2 separate regions of the Homo sapiens genome follow, and region 2 is linked to region 1. Evidence: read pairs that join two places in POLR2A ChIA-PET (ENCODE). Cell type or tissue: OCI-LY7. All regions are shown on one strand. Each heading gives the region's core, and the rest is flanking DNA. Links, peaks and the distances in the headings are about the cores only. Region 1 overlaps GRIP1 (glutamate receptor interacting protein 1). Region 2 has its middle 210 kb from the start of CAND1.

Region 1 (2,924 bases), core at 332-2,831:
GCTTCCACTGAAAATATATCTTGGAGATCTTTGCATGTTGGCACAACAGGTGCCTGTCACTACACCTACTGATTTCTTGTTGTTGTACTACTCTATTTAGCCAATTCTTTATTTAGAAACATTTGAGTTGTTTCCAGTCTGTTTGAAGTTTTGAGCTATTTCAAATATTGTGTTATTATGAAATTGCTATAACGAATATATTTATTATGTACATGGGAAGACATATCTGTAAGATAAATCACAGTAGTAGAATTCTGGGTCAAATGGTATATGCATGTATAATGTTGATAAATACTGCCAAGTTGTCCTCTTTAAAGGTTATATCAGATCATATTCCCACCTGAAATGTATGAGAGTAAGTTTCCCCACAGCCTGAAAAGCATGTATGTTGATCAACTTGCAAGTTTTTGCTAATCTAAGAAGTGAAAAAGATTATATTTCCTGTGGCTTTAATATGCATTTCTTATGAGTGAAGTTGAACATCTTTTCTTTCATGAGCCAGTAGTATTTCTTTTTCTGTGAATTTCTGTTAATAACATAAGCCCATTTTATAATGTTTTTTGGTTATGATGTGTTAAAATCAAGAATAAGTTAATATCCCAGATTTGGAATATCTTAAAAACTGAGCTCTAATCAAAGCCAGTCTCTCTGTGGCCAGACTCTTGGAATATGTCCACTGTGGGTAGTAAAGTGGGATATTCAGATCATCCCTGGAACTTCCACTTTCTTTGGAAAGTGGTTCTAATTAATATTGAGAGAAATAAAGAGAGAATGTGATGAAGCATTCATATTGCTAAATTAGTTCATGTGGTGATTCAAGTTCGCTGATATCATTAGCTTTGATTAAACATCATTCTTGTAAAAACAATTAAGAACTAAAGCCTATTAGATGGATAATGTCACTAAAGAAGACTAATAAGACCACCATTGCAGTAACTTGCAAGCATCTTTTTTTTTTTTTTTTTTTTTCTTGTTGGCTGTGTGGAGGAAACAGGCAGACCTGAGATGGATTCTTTTTGAATAATTAAAGCAAAGTTGTCTCTTGGTCCCAACACAGAGGTTATTTTCTGAAATGGAAAGGGACCTACAGTTATAACTCTCTTCACCTCCCCCATCTACACACGTGCAGACACACACACACACACACACACACACACACACACACACACAAAACGTCTGTTGCTTGTCAAGTTGCTCCCTAACTCTTAGGGAAACAACCTTTGTTTCCTTTCTCCTGTGCCTTCCCTCTCAGGAACAGATAGACCTTTCAGAGCATGCATCTGCACGCCCGAGGCCCTTGTGATTTATTCTAGTAGATGGGTATTTTGATTTGGTTTCCGTTCACATCTGGAAGATGCATGTCAGGATTTGGCTGTGGTCACAGCAGGTGGTCCTTGTTCTGGGCTAAGCCACAGTCACTGTGAATCTCAAACAGCTACTTGGTTTTCCCTGAGGAACAGAGAGGCAGTGCTCAGAGAAGATGAAGGAGGTCCCATCAGTTATCAGTTGGTTTTGCTTAGGTTGGCTTTAAAGTTCTGAGACTGAGAAGGTTCTGTCCCTCCCTCACCTTTTGTATACTTAGTTTTTGCTGGCTTTTGGAGGCTAAGATCTCCCCATCCCCCACCATCCTCTCCCCACACTGCTTGCTTGCAGCTGGATGGAGGTAAAAAACAAAAACAAAGAGATACATAAGGCCTGTCATGAGTGTTGAGGGCCACTTGACCAGGTCTCCCCTTCAAAAGCCTCAAACTTAGACTGTTACCATTATTTGCATGCACATGTCACAGAGACTCACAGAAGTATGAGGAGTACAATTGTATAATATGTGTTCCTGCAGTAGATCACAGAGGCTCTAGTGCACTAAGACTAAGCATTTTTTAAACAGCCTATAATTATAAAATACTGTTTTTGGGGTTAACATGTTAATTTGTTAAATACAAATGTTTTAGTTATTTTGTCATTTTAGTAACACCATTTCAGTATTTTTTTATTTAAAAAAAAGAATACCAAGAATCCCAAAAATTTATTGTGGCCCAGGCCTCTCTTGATTTTCAGGAATGCCCTAGGTACTCAAGGGGGCTGCATTATGTACATCATTATATCCCTTAGTTAAAGCCATTCAGATAATAAGACACAGCTATACAGATTCTCTGGAAGTGATATTTAGGGATGTTTATGAAGAGAAACTGTAAGCATCAGTTAAAACTTTCCTGAATATATTTTTAAGAGATATGTATCATTTAATTGTCCCCAAAAAGGCCTTCTACGTTTGAATGCAGGCATCGTGGTTAATTCAAAGTTTGCCATTTAAGGCCAGATGCAGTGGCTCATGCCTGTAATCCCAGCACTTTGGGAGGCTGAGGCGGGTGGATCACCTGAGGTAAGGAGTTCGAGACCAACCTGGCCAACATGGTGAAACCCTGCCTCTACTAAAAATACAAAAATTAGCTGGGCATGATGGTGGATACCTGTAATCCCAGCTACTCGGGAGGCTGAGGCAGGAGAATCGCTTGAACCCAGGAGGCGAAAGTTGCAATGAACTGAGATCACACCACTGCATACTCCAGTGTGGGTGACAAGAGTGAAACTCCGTTTCAAAAATTAAAAATAAAATTTTTTTAAAAGTTTGCCATTTATTAGGAACACTAGTGTATTCATTTAAGGTAGATGAAATTTATGATTCAAAGTCCTATTTTTACTTGCTATGTAGAGTGGATATACACTTTGGTGCTGAAATGGAGTTACTTTGTACTGTATAATCAGTGAGTTCTAACAGCCACCCAGGTATAATATACGATAAGGAGCAGCCAGCTCTACTTGAAGCTGCAGTGGGGATCTGGTCAGCCTGACTCCACCTCTCTCTTGCTTTGTGAACTGCTAGTGGCTCCCCTCCTCTGAGCGTCAGAACATTGTAAAAAAGAGGG
Region 2 (2,924 bases), core at 267-2,766, 440 kb before region 1:
AGAGAAATGTGCCCAAGACCACATTTTATACACTTAGCAAATGTTTATTGAGTACCAACTGCCAAAGTGCCATGATGGGATGAGAAAATAATGGTTTCCATTTTAAAGGAGATTATTAAGTATAGTTGTAGAGTCATGGGCTATGACAGATAACTCTAGGACAGCTTCTCTACTCTTGTACAGATTAATGCGGAGGGAGCAGAGAAGAGGGGTTGATTGTGCTGGGGGTGGGTGGGAAGAAAGAAGTTTCTGAAGACAGCTGTCAGAGGAGGTGGCATAGAGGAAGTGTTAAAAGACTTGAAGGAAGGGGAGGAGATTAGAGAGTTGGGAGGGGATAGAAGGAAAGGAATTTCAGGCAAGGAGCATGGTATGTTCCAAAGCATTGTGAAATGAGACATTCTGGGAACCATGACTGGTTTCTTAAAGGGGATGGAGTGTAGAGTATGAACATACTTATGAGCATAGAATATAAATATTCATTTCCCCTATGGGATGAGGAATGGAGCTGGATGGGAGCATTAGACTAGAAAGGGCCAGATTGGAAAGGGCTTCGTATGCCAGGTTAAAGAGTTTGATTGCATCTGGCAGGCGATAAAGAATTGATAGGCTTCCAACAGAGGAGTGTCAGGATCAGATTTTTGTCTTAGAAAGCTCATCTTGGCAGCAGGGAGGAAACATTTGAAAAGGGAGGGACTTGGAAGGGAGTGAAGCAGGTGGGAGGCTACTGCTCTGTTTCAGGCCGTGCAGCTACTCAGGAGATGGACTTGGTGACCAGGTAAATGTCGGAAACATGAAGAGTGTAGATCTCTGGTTCAAGTACTGATTAGAATCAGAATTGTATATTGAGACCCAGTATCTTGATACAGAGCCTGGTGTTTTTTCTATCACATATTGCCTTTTTTATTGCCTCACTCCACCGGTCAATGTAGGGGAAAAAGTAAACATAATGTGGTAGAATAATATAAAAATAAGGAACCACCAAAGTGATGGACTACCAGACTGTGCCATGATGATAGCTTATTGTACAATAGCTTTCTTCTTTTATTTATATACAATTTATATTACCTATTCTTAAAGGAAAAATAATTATTCTGTACATTTATCTCCTAAAACTAATTTAGAATTTTACATGAGTTTTTAAGCTGAAAGAGAGGGAATGGTTGTACTGTATTTATTTTTTAGATTTATCTTCCCTGGTAATGCAATTGGGTAGGGTTTTAAGTTTATTATTTTCTGAAAACAACTAAGTACTCTGTGAATAAAGTTTTAATATACTTCTTGTACTATACTCAAAATCAGAAAGCTGGAGTTTAAGTCTTCTGTCTCTTAGCCATTTTCCCTGGCTATTTGGCCTAGGTATAGACCGACCATCTTGACTGTGGCTTTCTCATCTGTAAAGTAAGGATGATTCTTGGCATACTGACCTTTGGGGTTTATACTTAGAGGTGAAAGCTATTAATGTAACGTTACTATATCACAAAGGCCAGAAATTGTGAAAGACAGAGGGTCTTCAGGTACATTTGCCTATTAGCAGGCCATCTCTGGATGGAGGCATTATTTGGATAACTTGTGTTTCATAAATTGGAAATTTTTATTAAAAAATTTCAATCCGTAGTCTTCCAAAATGAAGTTCAAACATGAGGTTCCCCTTTGGACTCCCATTTGTAACAAAATAACTCAAGTAATGCAACAAAGTTACAATGCATACAATGTTGCAGTTATCCAAGGCAGCCTCATTTCTGGCTGCAGCTGGAAAAGTCCAGCTCAAATACTGAGTGGGCTCTGCCACTCCCTGGTGTTACTTATCTGCTTCTTTCAGTCCAGGCTTCTGACAACCCAATATCCAAAAGATCATTATTCTCAATTAAAATGATGTTTGGAACCTTTTGAAGGGAGAAAAAATTCTTGCAGCTCTCCACTGCCAACACATTTTTTTTTTTTTTTTTTTTTGAGACGGAGTTTCGTTCTTGTTGCCCAGGCTGGAGTGCAATGGTGCGGTTCCCGGCTCACTGCAACCTCCACCTCCTGGGTTCAAGAAGTTCTCCTGCCTCAGCCTCCTCAGTAGCTGGGATTACGGGTGTGCACCACCACACCTGACTAATTTTTTTGTATTTTTAATACAGATGGGGTTTCACCATGTTGTCCAGGCTGGTCTCGAACTCCTGACCTCAGGTGATCTGCCTGCCTTGGCTTCCCAAAGTGCTGGGATTACAGATGTGAGCCACTACACCCGGCCAACATCATTTGTTTTTATTATACTACTTAAATATGTACTAACATATAACTACATGTAAACTGCTGATGCTTATAGCTCTCGTACAACCACAAAGCCAAAACAGATTTTACAAAAGAAAAACAAAACTACCCCCAAAATCAGTTATATGCAAATTAACAACATTGATTTCATATGATTTGATATTATTTGCCTGAAACTAAATTCCCTCTTGCAGTGTGAATATGGTACTTGCTGCTGTGGAAAGTAATAACACCACTTTTTTCTAGTCAAACTCTTAGGGAATCTTGGTTTGACAGTCTGATATCACTTTGTCTTTCCTAGGCATGAACACATCATTTACATGGGAAGTCCTCTCTTCTTATTGGTCTATTATAAACCATTTTGATCTTAAATACAAAACCCAGTATTAGCACTGAAAGTGGTGGCGGTATTAGGTTACATGCAGATCTACATTTGTTCTTCTTACACTCTTTGTAATGAAGAGCTGTTTTTTTTCCTGTCACAGGCATGGGGTTCCATAGCACCATGCTCAGGGTGAAACTCACTACCTAAGTTTGACTGCATCTGTTCTTGTCCTCTTCAATGAGATAAACTCGCTAGTCACAGACTTGGATGTGGCAATGTGAAATTGCTATAGTATTTCTAAACACCCACTCTCATTTTCAGTACTTATGTAACCTTGGGCAGG

What was found. ChIA-PET counts read pairs that join two places held together with the same protein. Peaks named below come from ENCODE experiments on the same cell type or tissue, not always from the same donor. Only the 100,000 strongest peaks of a DNase experiment are listed, where the experiment ranks them.
Region 2: POLR2A ChIA-PET joins it to region 1 with 7 read pairs; 2 of 35 experiments call an interaction of 5 or more read pairs at or near these places.

The regions. Positions count from the first base shown.
Region 1 is chr12:66,615,332-66,618,255 of GRCh38, reverse strand. The region is part of intron 1 of GRIP1 (glutamate receptor interacting protein 1); the gene reads left to right. Among named protein-coding and RNA genes, the nearest start is that of GRIP1, 62 kb to the left of the region's middle. In OCI-LY7, for the core only: no CTCF peak of the experiment used is centred there; DNase peaks (open chromatin) are centred at 1,365, 1,685 and 2,815; H3K4me3 peaks cover 2,032 bases; H3K27ac peaks cover 2,500 bases.
Region 2 is chr12:67,059,851-67,062,774 of GRCh38, reverse strand. It overlaps a transcript of GRIP1 not described here. Among named protein-coding and RNA genes, the nearest start is that of CAND1, 210 kb to the left of the region's middle. In OCI-LY7, for the core only: no CTCF peak of the experiment used is centred there; no DNase peak of the experiment used is centred there.